Regions from separate parts of the Mus musculus genome. Here region 2 is linked to region 1. A link is a contact called in ENCODE Hi-C data. All regions are on one chromosome and are shown on one strand. Each heading gives the region's core, a stretch centred on a gene start or an enhancer-like site at or near the end of the contact. The rest is flanking DNA. Distances are from core to core; before and after follow the strand shown.

Region 1 (7,213 bases), core at 3,259-5,758:
GGAGTCATGGCATTGTGAGCCAGTCTATCAATTTGGGACTGAGTAAATGAGGCATTAACTCCATAGGTCCTTACTGACTCTGCTAGCTCTTTTACTTGTTTATGCGATATTGGCTCATAATATCGCTGTTGAGCATGATCCTGAAAAACAGGAAAAGCCTGACATATTTTTTGCAACCCTTTAGGAGTGCAAAAAGAGTGACCATTGCCAATTGCTTTCTTATCTGCATAAGGCGGAGTAGGTGGGGGAGCACTGAAACTCCTCCCTATTGGACCAGATCTTTCTGCCTCATACTCCGCAGCAGCCTCCTTCAAATCTTCCTCCTCTCCTGTTGATAATTCGGAATCCTCTGAGCTAGACAATTCTAACGACTCAGAGTCCTCGAGAGGAGGGTAAATTGACTTAATTTTCTGCTTTTTACTATTTTTTATACTATTTTTTGTATCTTTACATTTTGGGAGTTGACAATTAAAGCCATGATATAAGATCAAGGCAAGAAAGATAGCAACCCCAGCAACAATTATCAGATCTATTTTGTAGGAGAGTATGCTTCTCAAAGACTCACATTAATTTCTTTCTACTTACCGGTACCGCCGTTCCTCAGCTGAAGAGTTCTGAATTCACGCTGTTGAATCCTTCTCAGCAGCCTGTTTTACAGGAACCTTTATTAACACCGCTCCCCAGCTGAAGAGTTCTGAATTCACGCTGTTGAATCCTTCTCAGCAGTCTGTTTTACGGGAACCTTTATTATCCGCTCCTTCCCCGTGATGCAGTTCTGAATCCTCCCTGTAGCAGGGGGTCTTCGCTCGTGCCTGAAGATGTTTCTTGTCCCGGGCTTTTCGGCACCACTTCTTGCGCGCGCTTGACTGGCCAGGAAGAACGACGCTGCAACAGGATCCTTCTGCACACGTTTATTGGGAGAGCTTGATTGTAGAGGCGAAAAGACCTCGAGCCCAGAACTGGTGCTGCTTTTATAGGCCTAGGACAGGCGTTCTCTCTCATCTGATTGGTTAACTTGTCTCTCATCTGATTGGTTAACTTGTCTCTCATCTGATTGGTTAACTTGTCTCTCATCTGATTGGTTAACTTTTGTCAATTCTCAAAACCTCACCTTGGCAAAAGAACCTTTACTGGCTATGTATGTGTGGTGGCCAGCTGTAGCCAACTGCCACTCTGTAACTGCCACTCTGTAACTGCCACTCTGCAACGGCTTCCCACAGTAGTCCATGGATATTGTTTACTCCCTGTAGCCACTTGGACCCAAGACCTTTTGGAGGACATAGTTCCATCAGTTTGTAGCAAGAGAGAGTGTTGTGCTCCTGTGGCCACCAAAAAACACTTCCACTTTGAGAGTTACCCTAGGTTCGGGGAGGGGATCCGAACCCCGTCTCCACTAATAACTTCTTCCTGCACCGCCAACACCTTGGGGTACAGGGCTCTCTTCTTCTTGGGCTTATTAGGACACTCTCCTTTCCAATCTCCTTTTTCCTTGCAGTGCGCACACTGGTCCTTAGGCAGGGGCTCCCTTCTGATGCCAGGTACTACCTTCCTAAATTCTCGGGGCTTTCTAGCTTTCCTTACTACAGTGACCAGGATCTTTTTTTTTTTTTTTTTCTGAGACAGGGTTTCTCTGTATAGCCCTGGCTGTCCTGGAGCTCACTTTGTAGACCAGGCTGGCCTCGAACTCAGAAATCCGCCTGCCTCTGCCTCCCAAGTGCTGGGATTAAAGGCGTGCGCCACCACGCCCGGCTAGTGACCAGGATCTTATGAAGATTCCTTTCTTGCCTTTTGTCTCTTTTCAGCTCTCTAGCTTCCTGATCTTTCTGCCTTCTCTCTTCTTTTTCTTCTGTCTCTCAGTTATAGAACACTTTCTCAGCTACTTGCACAAGCTCCTTCATGACTTATCATGTAATCCTTCTAACTTTTGCATGCTTCTTCTTAATATCCTTGGTTGACTGTTCAATAAAGGCTATAGTAATGGTGGCCTTATGTTCTTCTGCTTTAGGGTCATAGGGCATAAACTGACGGAATGCCTCCATCAGGCGCTCAAGGAGTGCTGAAGGGGATTCCGTAAGCCCTGAACGGTTTCCCTTACCTTGGCCAGATTCCTTTACCGTGTCATGCTGCCCCTTGGGGAGCTGCCATTAGTCTGGTGATAGACTCTCAGGTGTTCCCTACCTACAGGAAGGGCCTAGTAAGGGGGAACCCAGCATCTATCTCATTAGGCAGAAGAGAGGGTCTACCATCCATTCCAGGTATGTTTTTTTCTAGCCTCAAGGATAATTTAATGTCTTTCCTGCATTGTGAAGGGAGTTGGCAGTCATCCCAAGTCGGTCAGTGGAAGAAGAGAATAGAATCCAAAAGATTAGTCAGAGCCTGAGGGTTTTTGGGGGGGGGGGGGAATTATGAGTTTTCCAGTTATAGAGATCAGCAGAGGAAAAAGGCCAGTACTGTAGAGGTTGGTTGCCTTGGTCATTTGCAAGACCATAGGCCCGGAGGGTAAAATAGGGGCATCAGGGGTCTCTGCCCACCTGATCTGTGTCCCCGCTGCTGGACCCTGTACTGGGGGTTGGGTGGAAGAAACCTCTGGCTCTTGGAGAGCCTGCGGCGCAGCCGGGGGGCACCATGGGCTCTGGGGCAGGTGCCCCTCCATGTGGGGCTGGCACCAGGGGCTGAGCAGGAGGATAAGGTGGAAGAAGATCCAAAAGGAGTAAGTCTGCATCTCCAGAGGACAGAACGGTCTTCTTTTCTGTCTCAGTCTTCACGGCACACACTCTCGCCAGACTTGGATCTGAAAGTGAAACAAAAGGGCAAACCCATGCAGGGGGTGACAAAACCAAATCCTCCCAGACAACAATATAGGGAACCTGGTCGGGGTGTCCCCCTGGTCCCAGAAAAAAAAAATCCTCTCTTTAACTTCCTCTATCTTGTCTAGGAGGAAGGAGCCCTCTGGTGGCCATCCAGTCTGATAGGAAGGCCACTCCGAAGCACACAGAGTCTGCCACTTTTTCTTTTTAACCTCAACAGACAAATTGTGAGCCCTTTCTTTTACATCCATCCAGTGGTCAAGGGTAATAGTCAGGGGAGTGGAAGTGGTCTGTCCCATCATCTCGTCCAAATAAAGTGTCACAACTACACCACAGGAAACAAGTAAGATAAACAAGACCAACACAGGGCGTCCTACACGCGATTTCCAGAGACGCCTGATACTGTTTGTACCAGGCAATTGCTGAACCCTAGCAGCTGCTGGGTTGAGAAGGACCGTTTCTGATCTAACCTCCCAGCGTGACTCGGAGCGCCCTCCAGCGTCCTTTGGCCCATGACACTGACACGTCTGCCCGTCACAACAGCAACCTGGATGGGGTCTCCTAGAAGACACCAAAACCTGAGACCAGTCCAAAACCAAACCTGAAACCTGAAAACCAGTTGTCCCCTTCCAGGACTTAACAGATACAGACTGTGGATGCAGACAACATGAAACAGAAAGTAACACAGACCTGCTCGAGCATACCTCTGATTTCTTCGCCAATTGTGGGTCTGGGGGCGCACAATCTCGCTGGGGCCTCCAATTGTTGGACCCCAGGGGCCCAAGTGTTGAGAACGCGACCCCCAGAAACACAGCTTGACGACAGGTCGCTGCAATGACAAGAGGTTTTTATTTCGTAGCACGTGGGGTTGCTCAGCCTCGCAGGGAGAGTCAACCACGATTGTCAAAAGTACAGCTTTTTTATACTCTTTTGAAGGGCGGTTACACAGCTATATTATTATTGGCTAGCAAAGCAACAGTATATTTTTAATTTTAGTGGTCAGCTATTGATGTGCCAGAAACTTTGTCAGCAAGGTCGGTTTACCTTAGAATTCAAACTGAGGCAGGGGTCCCAAGGACTGATATTTTTGTCATGGCTAATTCTTGAGAGCAGCTAATCTTGCTCTGGCAGCTGTGGTCATCATGACCGCTAGTCAGTCCCTCCAGATGGGGAAGGGGCCGGGTGGTCTTGAACTTGTTTACATTGGCAGGGAAAGGGAAAATTCTTGAAGCAGCAGGGGGAAGGGAGAAGCTCTGCAAACAGCTTTGGTGCACATTAGCCAAGCTAAAACTATATTTCTTCAGACTAAGAAGAGACAGGGCCTTGGCCAGATTCAGAGACTCTGGTTCTCCCTTTCCTTGACTTTCTGAAAGTTTTTCTCCAAAATCATACCTCACATCTCAGCCTGTGTTGGGAGACCTACCATCCCTGCCTAGGAGCTGTACGTTCCGCAGGCTGGGTTGGATTTAGAAGAACAGAGAAGTTACTGACAAGGTTCAAGCACAGGCAGGGCAAGGCTGAAGGCATGGATGGGTGGGACTCAGGTGGCTTTCAGATCTCTAGGTACTTGCCTGCTCCCAGACTTACTTTGCTCCGCCCCAAGGACCAGGAATCCTGCTGTGTGCTGGGTTGGGCCTGGGGGTTGTGCTCTGGGAAAGAGTCCAGTTCCTGTTTTCTGGGCTGAGGTTTGCTCCTCCTTCTGTCCTAAAGCTTGGTCAGCCCAAAGGGAGTGGTTCTATAATCCCAAAGACAGTCTCATCTGCTCTGCCCTACCCGACTGGGTCCTTGCACCGTACCCCACCGCAGCCGCTGAGGAGGAGGAGGAGGAAGAGGAGGAGGAAGTCCCAGTGCCAGAACAAGCTGGACAAAGTTCAGGTACTCCTCTGCAGCCCCAACTTCTGGGTTGGACCTGCAGGGTTTGGGTCTGAGTTTGTCATCTGCTTCGCAGTTCTGTGCAGCTCGAGTCTGAGCCTGAGGCTAGTGAGGCAGAAATGGTGAGCTGGGAAGGGAAACTGGGGTCCCAGGGGGCAAGAGAGGGCAAGAGAGGGCAAGAGAGGGAAGGCAGAGCCCTAACCTCCAGGACTCCAGATCTGGGAACTTTCTCCGATTTCAGGCTTACCACACTCTCCTCTCCTTGGCCTGGAGCGTTATCTCATCTTCCCCCAACCCTTTGGTGGTGAAGAATCACCAAGCAAAAGGTCTTTGAGCCAGATTGCTTAAGCACCTTCTGCCTGTGTCACAAAGCTCAGACCCCACCTCTCCCAAGTGGCCAGAAGTAGCTTTAGGAAATTAAGGGTTTGCCTCCATGAACTTAAGTCCCTGGGGACACTGTCCCAGTCCGTTGCTAGGTGATTCTTTGTCGCCCTGTTGATGAATGGGCAGAGCCTAGACATAGACCACTGCCTGGGGATGACATCCTAGCTGCCACTGAGCTCCTGGCCAGCTGAAAGAGGGAAATAATTGGAACATTTCTTTGCAGGCGTTTCTAAGACCTCAAGTGAGGTAGGCCCAGAGCCTGACAGACCTAAGGCCCTAGGGGTTTCTGAAAGTGCCCAGTTTCTATTCTGCACCCAGTGATGACCCGCCCAAGACTGGCCCAGGGCCTAGCGTTCTTCCTGCTCGGTGGCACAGGTCTCTGGGTCCTGTGGTGAGTTGCTACTTGGAATCTCTTCCATGCCCTTCTCAGTTCTCCTGCCTCCTAAATGTGATAGTCAACCAGTTCCTCAGGACCCATCAACTCTCGAGGCTCAGGATCCTCCAGCCTCAGGAAGGCTAACTAGTTTTGGCTTTTGTGTTTTGCCATGGTTTGGGTTTTCCCAGCCTTTTATTTGCCATGTTTTCTGCCTAGACTGTCCTTCAAACCATGTTGATAAGAAACCCTGTTCATGTTCCTAAAGTAACCCCTATTGGCCTTGTGGGGGAGTTATGGCCACTGCATGTCTCCTTACCGTCTGTCTGTGGGAAGCCATGCTTCAAGGACCTAGTCATACCATGAGTGACTAGCTATGTGGACAAAAAGACAGCTACACACTAGGCCCTATGCTAGATATGGGTCCTTACTCTGCAGTCAACTGCCATGGAGTGACAGGACTCTTTACCAAATGAAGGTCTTTGCTCCTAATGAAGTGCACAAGTGAGGCCATCCTTTAAGGTAGTATAGCATTTAACAGGTGTTTTTCTTTCTAGGAAGTTTATCAAGGACTGGCTGCTGGTCTCCTACATACCCTATTACCTCCCCTGCCCAGAGTTCTTGTAAGTACTGGATAAGAGAATTTGGCTACAGTGTGGGGTGACCATATTTGGAGAGACAGGAAATCTTTTAGGTTGATGTTGTCTAAGGGGACCTGTAGCCTTAACTTATGGCTCTGAGCAGTGCTCCTTAGAGCTGCCGTAGACTCGAGCTGAGAACCGGAGATTCCAGCCTTCCAACATACTGCTGAGCTCAGCCTACTTCCTCTTTAGACATTGCTGCACCACTCTGGGTCTCCTTTGCTGCTTGCTGTGTGTTAGACGGGAGGGTAGACATGCCCCTCCTGGGCTGATGCTTATGAGGAGCCTGGTGTTCTGGTACCTAGAAGGTGGTCAGTAGAGAGTCCTGCTAGGAAGGAACCTCTTGCTCCATTTTGTGTGGATGCAGGGGGAACTGAGTGGCATTGGGCTAAAAAGGCCTTCCCCATTTGGTGAACCTGTTTGATAGCCAAGGGAAAAGATCTTTTGTGTTTCATAATAGCTAAAGAAAAATTAAGCATCTAGATTATAGGCTATTTTATAACATGGGTGATTGATTGACTAATAGATTGATTGATAGATTGATATTTTTCTGAGATACAGTTTCTCTGTGTAGCCCTGAATGTCCTGGAACTTGCTTTGTAGACCAGGCTGGCTTCAACTTCAGAGATCCACCTGCCTCTGCCTCCTGAGTGCTGGGATTAAAGGTGTGCACATCACTACCTGGCATGACACATTTTATTAAAAACAGAATAATCCTTGTCCAGATGTTTATAACAGGATCCCAGAGTTCTGGCCCATGATCAAGGAGCCGCTATGTTGAATTTGTTGATGGCTTTCTTGTTGGCAAGTCTCCAGGCAAGTACACGGCATTGTATGCTAAGAGATAGAGGTTTGTGTATATGTTTTGGACTCTTTCTTTTTTGTTTTGAAGACAGTTTTGTTTTGCTTTGTTTTGTTGTTGTTTTGTTTTTTTTTGAGATGGGGACAACCAAGCTAACCTTGAATTTATTATTTATTATTTATTTATTATTACCTGGGATTAAAGGTAGTATATATTATCATACCTGGCTATTATTATTATTATTGGTTTTTTTTTTTTTTAGACAGAATTTCTCTGTGTAATTCTGGCTGTCCTAGAACTCACTCTGTAAACCTAGCTGATATTGAACTCACAA
Region 2 (7,213 bases), core at 1,518-4,017, about 47 Mb after region 1:
TGAACTCAGGACCTCTGGGAGAGCAGTCAGCACTCTTAACCACTGAGCCGTCTCTCCAGCCCTCGAAACAGGATCTTATATGGAAAAAAATTCCAGCTCTTGTCTGACATTTCACCCTTCCCTTTGCCTGGGACTATAAGAACTGTCTAACTTGGGTCCTGGGTATGATTTCTCTGGCCCCTTCCCTGGAACTAGTGAACCCTGCCAGAGAGTTGCACCAATAAACCTGAGTTTGCTTGCTGCCAATTTGGTCTGATCTGGTCATTTCACGTTGGTCATTTCACGTTGGTCATTTCACATTGCTCCGGAGCCTCTCACTTATGGAGGTGGAATGACTCAAAAGCATTTCCATCACCAAGGCCCATGCCAGCATAGGAGACAGCTCACAAAGCTGGGAACCTGGAGCACACAGTACAGCCTGAAGACAATGCAAAGTGCCAGGTGCAGGCTTCCAGGCTGCTAGTCTAGCCTCCGAGTCTTCTTTGTTTTTGGTTTTTGTTTTTGTTTTTGTCCATTTGTTTGTTTTTGTTTTTTTTCGAGACAGGGTTTCTCTGTGTAGCCCTGGCTGTCCTGGAACTCACTCTGTAGACCAGGCTGGCCTCCATTTTTTTTACAGCTTGGCTTTTCCTGAGGGAAATTCTCACCTTTACTGTTTACTCTGGGAGGGAGGGGCCTAGTGAATCTGGTTAGTTTCAGGGACTTCCGGAAACTATTTTGAGTTGTTTACCTTCCTGCCTAAGGAGTTTTCCTGTAGAATGGAATGTTTCAGTCTGGAGGAAACTTATATAACACCTAGCACTTGGAAGACAGAAGTAGGTGTGTCTGTGAGTTGAAATAAGCCTGAGCTACACAAAATGAGTTCCTTCTTGGCCAAGGGATACATTGTGAGACCTTGTCTCAAAGAGGGGAAAAATCATTGCCTATAGAAAACATCAAGAATTTCACGACATAATTTGAGCTCATAAATTCTTTTTAAAGAATGGGTTTTGTGTTTTCTTTTATGCTTTAATAATCTAAGTCTTTAATGTGATTTACAGTTTTTTTGTTTGTTTGTTTGTTTTTTGATTTACAGTTTTTAACTCCTTGGAATTATTCAAAAACAATTAAAGCTGACAATTATATAGTTTCATTAAAAAAAAAACCTCACAGAGTGTGCACACTGACTAAAGCAGATAGACTCTCAAAAAAAATGCAGACTAACTTTCTCTTAGTTGCATAATTTGACACTCCCAGGATTTCTATGTAAACTTTATGTTCAAATACTCCTTGAGATAAGTGGAGCCTAAATTCATCCCTTGTAATTGAAGCAAGATTCTCCAACTTGAATTAAACCTTTCATCTGTTAGATGAAAAGCCTGCAAATACTCTGCACAGTGAAAACAAGCTTAGAAGAAATTATTTACAAAGGCCTTGACACAAAAGGGGCAGCGATGTAGTAATGGTGAAATTACGTTTCTGCATCAAAGAGAGAGGGAAGTGTATAATGCTAACAATTCAGGTTACATATTAAAACTGCTGCATCTGAAAAGGTAAACAAAGAGCTCGGGAGGTAGATCATACCAAAGTCCTGGGTGACACAGCTACTGCCCTGAGGGAGTTTATAAAGTATTTTCATTTCCTTGTTAAGTAGTATTGCTGTGGAGTTTAGGCCGAATGAAATATCCATTACCTTCACAAAATGAATGTAATGGGTATATATTATTTTAGGCAGCTGTAACATACATTCTTTCAGAGGGAGGAAAGCTGTATGATAAGAGCCTGAACACACTAAAGAAAGAAAAACATCTAAATACAGGAGAAACTCGTTGGTGGTTCAGCTTAAGACATTGGAAGCTCAGTTTCAGACCACCCAAGTGAAGGAGGTTCTCAGCCCTTGCAGATGGAGAACTAAATGATCTTCACTGTGAGGATGTAGTACTACTAGGCTCCATCGCAGGCCCTTGAGCATGCCAGGTAAGTGCTCTATCACCGACTACACTCCTACTGCTGCTGTTTATCCTCAGCCCGGATTGGCTTCAGTCAGTTCGAAATTCTGCTGACCCTTGTCCATTTCCACAGATGTCTGAATTTCTTGTTGTGTTTGAAATGCCTAATCCCCATGCATGCTTCAGGTGTGTCTGTCTGCACTATTGCAGCTCAATCCAGAGTTTTCCAGGAAGTGTCATCAAAGAAGGCTTCCGAGGGCAACAGGATTGGATACTGGTGACGCTTTGGCCCCTTCATCTACCCAGCTGATCCACCAAGTGTCAAGGCCTGAGGGATGAATCCGCTGATTCACACTCTTCCCAGGCTTCAAGGCTTCTTCCTCTTACTGTTGGAGCTGGAAAGATCCTCGGACCCCTTTGGAATTGCAATCGAAATGTTCTATGGTCCAGTAGGCTGAGTATTACGTCTGCAAACAGCCTGGTCTATGCAAGTTTCCTGCCTTCCAGGCCTTCACAGGGAGACTTTGCAGGAAAAAAAAAAAAAGGAAAAAAAGGAAAAGAAAAAAAGGGGGAAAAAACAAAGAGGAAAGAAAGGAAGAAATGAGGCAGACAAGATGGCTCAGAGAAGTCCTGCAAATTGTCTTCTGACCTCTGACCTCTACATTTTTTCTGTAGGACTTATGTTGCACATGCACACACACACACACACACACACACACACACACATAATACATTTTTTTATATTAAAAAAAAAAGGAACAAATTGCCCTGGCCCTTGGACCTTCCATGCCTGCCATCTCAAGCCCTAGAGGATTCTAGCCCTAGGCACAAGGAGATTGCTGCCAGGTAACAGAAGCCTGCCTGTTTGGACTGTCAACTCCACAGACCTGTGACAGATTACATAAATCACTGCCAACTACTGAGTATTAGGTGGTTTGTTTCGTAACAGTAGGGTGATCTGATGAGCATATGTTGAGTCTCAGAGGCAGTGTGCCTCCTGGGTGCCTTGTTTATTAACTGCCACTGAGAACACGCACAGGGACCGCTCTTAGTGATTACTTTAAATAAAACCTCCAGACCCTCAGAAAAGAACTTACTTTTCTAAGACTGAGGAAAGTATTTTTCCCATAATATATATCTGTTGCTACCAACAGAGCAAATGACCTCATCACTCCAGGCCTTACTTTCTGTCCAATAGATGCTGGTAAGATACTCTCATTAAACACACAGAGCACAGACACCATCTGCTTAGGACTAGATGGTGATGCAAATGCATACCCAGATATTGACCCTGCCTGACCTCATTTACTCAGGTTACGTAAGATGCTTTGTGAAAGGCTACTAAGGAAATTTGAACTCGAGGAGCCGCCTGCCCAGTAGATAAACTGAACTCCAGCACATCAGGGTGCAGGATAATTGGTGTGTTAACTTCCAAACACGCCCATAACCTTGAGTCTTGGACTTAAGACACCTCACTGTGCAAACTATACGCACAAAGCACTGGAATTCTACAAAGCCAATTCCAACCAGTGTAGTTTCCTGTTCCTCGCTGAAACAGAGCCCTGCAGTGGGAGTGGTGCTGTGAGGAAACAAAGAGAGCAGAAGTGTGAAAGCCGTCTTAGAACTTCACCTGGGGACCTCCACAAAAATAGACACGGACTGAACGCAGACAGAATGGATATCTTCCAAAATGGCCACTGATTTGGCCTGTCTGCTGGAGACTGATGATTTTACTCTTCTTGGTTTTGTCTGTCTGTAGTTTCCTGAGTAAATTACTTTCATAAGAAATATATATATATATATATATATGGGGCTGGAGAGATGGCTCAGCAGTTAAGAGCACCGACTACTCTTCCAGAGTTCAATTCTTAGCAATCACATGGTGGCTCACAATCATCTGTAACAGGATCCAATGCCCTCTTCTGATGTGTCTGAAGACAGCTACAGTGTACTCATCATGTATATAAAATAAATAAATAAAATCTTAGAAAGAAAGAAAGAAAGTATGTATGTGGGGGTGGGTAGGATACAGAGGCGAGGAGGGTAGTGTTTCCTTTTGTCCTAAGCCACTGGGCCTATTTTATTTTCAAACTGGATTTTATTAATGTATATTTTATTACCTTTATTTTATTTTATTTTATTTTATTTTTGCAAGTCAGGGTTTCTCTGTGTAGCTCTAGCTGTCTTGGAACTCATTCTTTAGACCAAGCTGTCCTAGAACTCAGAAATCTGCTTGCCTCAGCCTCCAGAGCTCAGGGATTAAAGGTGTACACCACTACTGCCTGGCTTCTTTTCTTTCCTTTTCCTTTCTTTTCAAACTGGATTTTTAATCACAGACTTTGCAAGTATATTCACTCTGTATTTACTCATGCAGAGCCCAGTGACTGGATTATATCTTGAGTTGTGGTTATAATGAGAGCCTGGAAGAGCCTTTCTTCTCTCAACAGACTCTGAATTTGCAAAGATTTTTACAGCAGAGTAGAAATTCCCAAACATGGAGGTTTATGAGCAGAGACGAAGGACTGAATCTTCAGAGTAAGGTGCAAAACATTCCATGTATAACACTGCTGTATGGGGAAAATTAGCAAGATGTATAGGCCCGAATTTATGTCTGCCTTGCTGCTCCACACAGAAATTAATAATGGAGGAGAAGACCAAATACTCTTCATTTTTATAGGTATTTTTACATTTTAAAATTAATTAAGTAAGTAATTAATTAATGTGTGCATGCATGCATGTGTGTGCATGCCATGGTGCATATGTGGAGATCAGAGGACAACTTGTGGGAATGGCTTCTTTCCTTCTACCCTTTCTACAGGGTTCTGAATCATAAGGTATTGACAGTGGCAGCCTTATTGGATGAGCTATCTTGCTGGCCTTCATTTTTGTCTTCTTCTATGTCCAGAGTTTTGTGGAAAAAAATTTTAGAACAAAGTAATTAAACGGCTTCCACTTTGGACAAGCAGATGTTGGGATGCAGTGAGAGAGCGAGCAACGTGTCCCTGTGAACTGGCTGTGCAGAGAGGACGCAGAGTGGGGAGGGGATGCATTTATGTCTGCTGAGAGAGCTGTCTTCTGTCATCCCCCACCCCCGTGGATGGACTTTGACTTTTGCCCTTTGAATGATTTTAAAATTAAAAGAAATCTTAGACATCTTATGGCTCAGTAATGGTCAGTTTCTTCCCCACCCCCCTTCTTTCTCTCTTTCATTCTTTTGTCTTTATTCCTTTTTTGACTTGTCTCCCTTCCCTCTCTCTGGCTCACTTTCCTCCCTCCCTCCCTCCCTCCCTCCCCCCCTCCCTCCCTCCCTCCCTCTCTCCCTTCCTCCTTCCCTTCCTTCCTTTAGATTTTCTTGTAATAGGATCTTGCTTTGTAGCTCAGGCTGGCCCTGAACTCACAATAGTCTTCCTACATCAACTTCACCAGTGCTGGGATTATATTGTGCACCAGTGTACCAAAGAAAGTGGGTCTCATTTAGATTGTCAATTCAAATCTGTTACACAGTGGCTCCTGACAATGCTTTAATGAGTGTTCAGAAGCAGTTATTCAGTGTTTCTTACGTGAAGTCCCCTTAACCTCTGTGTTCAAGATCAAATCCAGACCCTCACCCAAACCAGGCAATCATTGTACCATGCAGCTATACAGCACTCAACTTCCTAGCTTTTCAATTTGGTGTAAAGATCAGTAATTAATTATTAATGTCTGCAATGGCACAAAAATTACAAAATATTTTTAAAGTATATTTCCTGGTCAACCATTTACTTTTCTATTTGAGGAGACTGAGGGGTCAACTGGTTACTGATCACCACCTGCTATGGACAGAAATCAGAAAAAGAATGACATTTCTCAACTCTTGGTCTTCTGTTTATCCCATGCAAACAAGCTGAGTTCCCCTTTGAAGGTCATACTTAACTGAGCCATACTGAACCATACGTAAATGATCAGATTAAATATTACTTACATATAAAATTTTGGATTCTGAGGGGGATTAATATAACCTAGTGAGGGTGAGTTATTGCATTTATTTTTATAAATATTCTCTACAAATCTAGGAGATGTAATTGGTTCTAATATAAATTAGACTATGGCAGTTTATTTTTTTTAAGTAACTGGCTGAAAGTTCAAGAAAAACTGATCCTGAAAATGGTTGGTTCCAAAGCCCAGGCTTAGTCCACCGGAGGTCAGGGCTCTGGAGTCTCTTGACTCATGCTGTATTTACTGAGCTCACTCATAGCAGGGTTCCCTGAAGATTCCACTTTTCCACATTCTGTTTAATTAATTCCCCAAGGGCAGAACAACAAAGTGTTTTTCACTAGAGAAAGCATGCAAACAGATACAAGAAGAGGATTTCCACATGAAGGAACTCTGAAGTGGAGGCCAGAGAGACAGTCGATTGTAGATCTTTATTTTCTTCTCCGTGGAAAGGTCTAAGGACAAAGTATAGCATATGCTGATGAGACCATAAGCTGCTGTGCCCATTGCAATTGTTCTAATAAATTAAATTCCTCTAGTTGCATGCTTCTAGAGAGCTTAGCCGTTAGGTGACCTTTACTATCAGCCTGGAATGGTTCCTTCCTCTGGGGAAGGTCTAGATCACACTATCCATCACATTTCCTCTATCCTAATGAAAGATGGGATATGTCTGTCTGTGGAGTTCATAAACTAAAAAGTTTATGTCTGAGATATAACAATTCACTTGCAACTGGATATGAGGACAGGAGGTTTCTCTCTTCTAGCATACATTGTAGAAGGAGGATCTCTGAGTTTGAGGCCAGCCTGGTCTACAGAGAGAGTTCCAGGACAGCTAGGGCTATGCAGAGAAACCCTGTCTTGCAAAAAACAACAAAACAAAACAAAAACACAGTGGAACTGTAGACCTATGAATAGTAATAGCAACCTAAAAACTAAAGCCAATATTTAGTGGTCACTAGGGATCATGTGCTTTGTATCTGATCATGGTTTATTTTGAGTCTTTGAAAAAGAAAAAAAGAAAGACATAGGTAGATTATTATCCCCTTAACAACCTAGGAAGGCCGAGTGAGATGACTCAGTGGGGAAAAGTGTTTGCTGATAACCTTGACAAGCTGAGCTCAGTCACCAGGACCCACGCGTGGGAAGGAAAGAATCGACTCCTGGAAGTTGTCCTCTTTTGATCTCCGTGCATACAGACACACAGACACAGACAGACAGAAGGCAGGCACACACACACCACAAAAGACACATCTTTTTTCTTTTTTTTTAACTGAGAAACTGAGGCCTATAGAGAATACTTTTTCTCTGTGCTCTAG

Evidence for each region. Hi-C counts contacts between places; a loop is a spot of excess contacts on that map.
Region 2: a loop to region 1 is called in a map of T-helper 1 cell, with 37 times the contacts of the local background. The contact joins the enhancer-like site here to the promoter of Gbgt1 in region 1. A Hi-C loop is called at or near these places in 4 of 37 maps with a recorded cell type or tissue (T-helper 1 cell, T-helper 17 cell and regulatory T cell).

Annotation. Positions count from the first base shown.
Region 1 is chr2:28,492,383-28,499,595 of GRCm38, forward strand. Gbgt1 (globoside alpha-1,3-N-acetylgalactosaminyltransferase 1) reads left to right here and starts at 4,509. Exons shown (of 7, transcript NM_139197.2): 1 at 4,509-4,682; 2 at 5,287-5,454; 3 at 5,994-6,059. The coding sequence starts at 5,384.
Region 2 is chr2:75,713,418-75,720,630 of GRCm38, forward strand. No RefSeq gene overlaps it. Among named protein-coding and RNA genes, the nearest start is that of E030042O20Rik, 10 kb to the left of the region's middle. Within about 2 kb of position 2,768, at least 1 of the 3 ENCODE cell types and tissues checked has a DNase peak (open chromatin) inside an H3K27ac peak, as active enhancers do.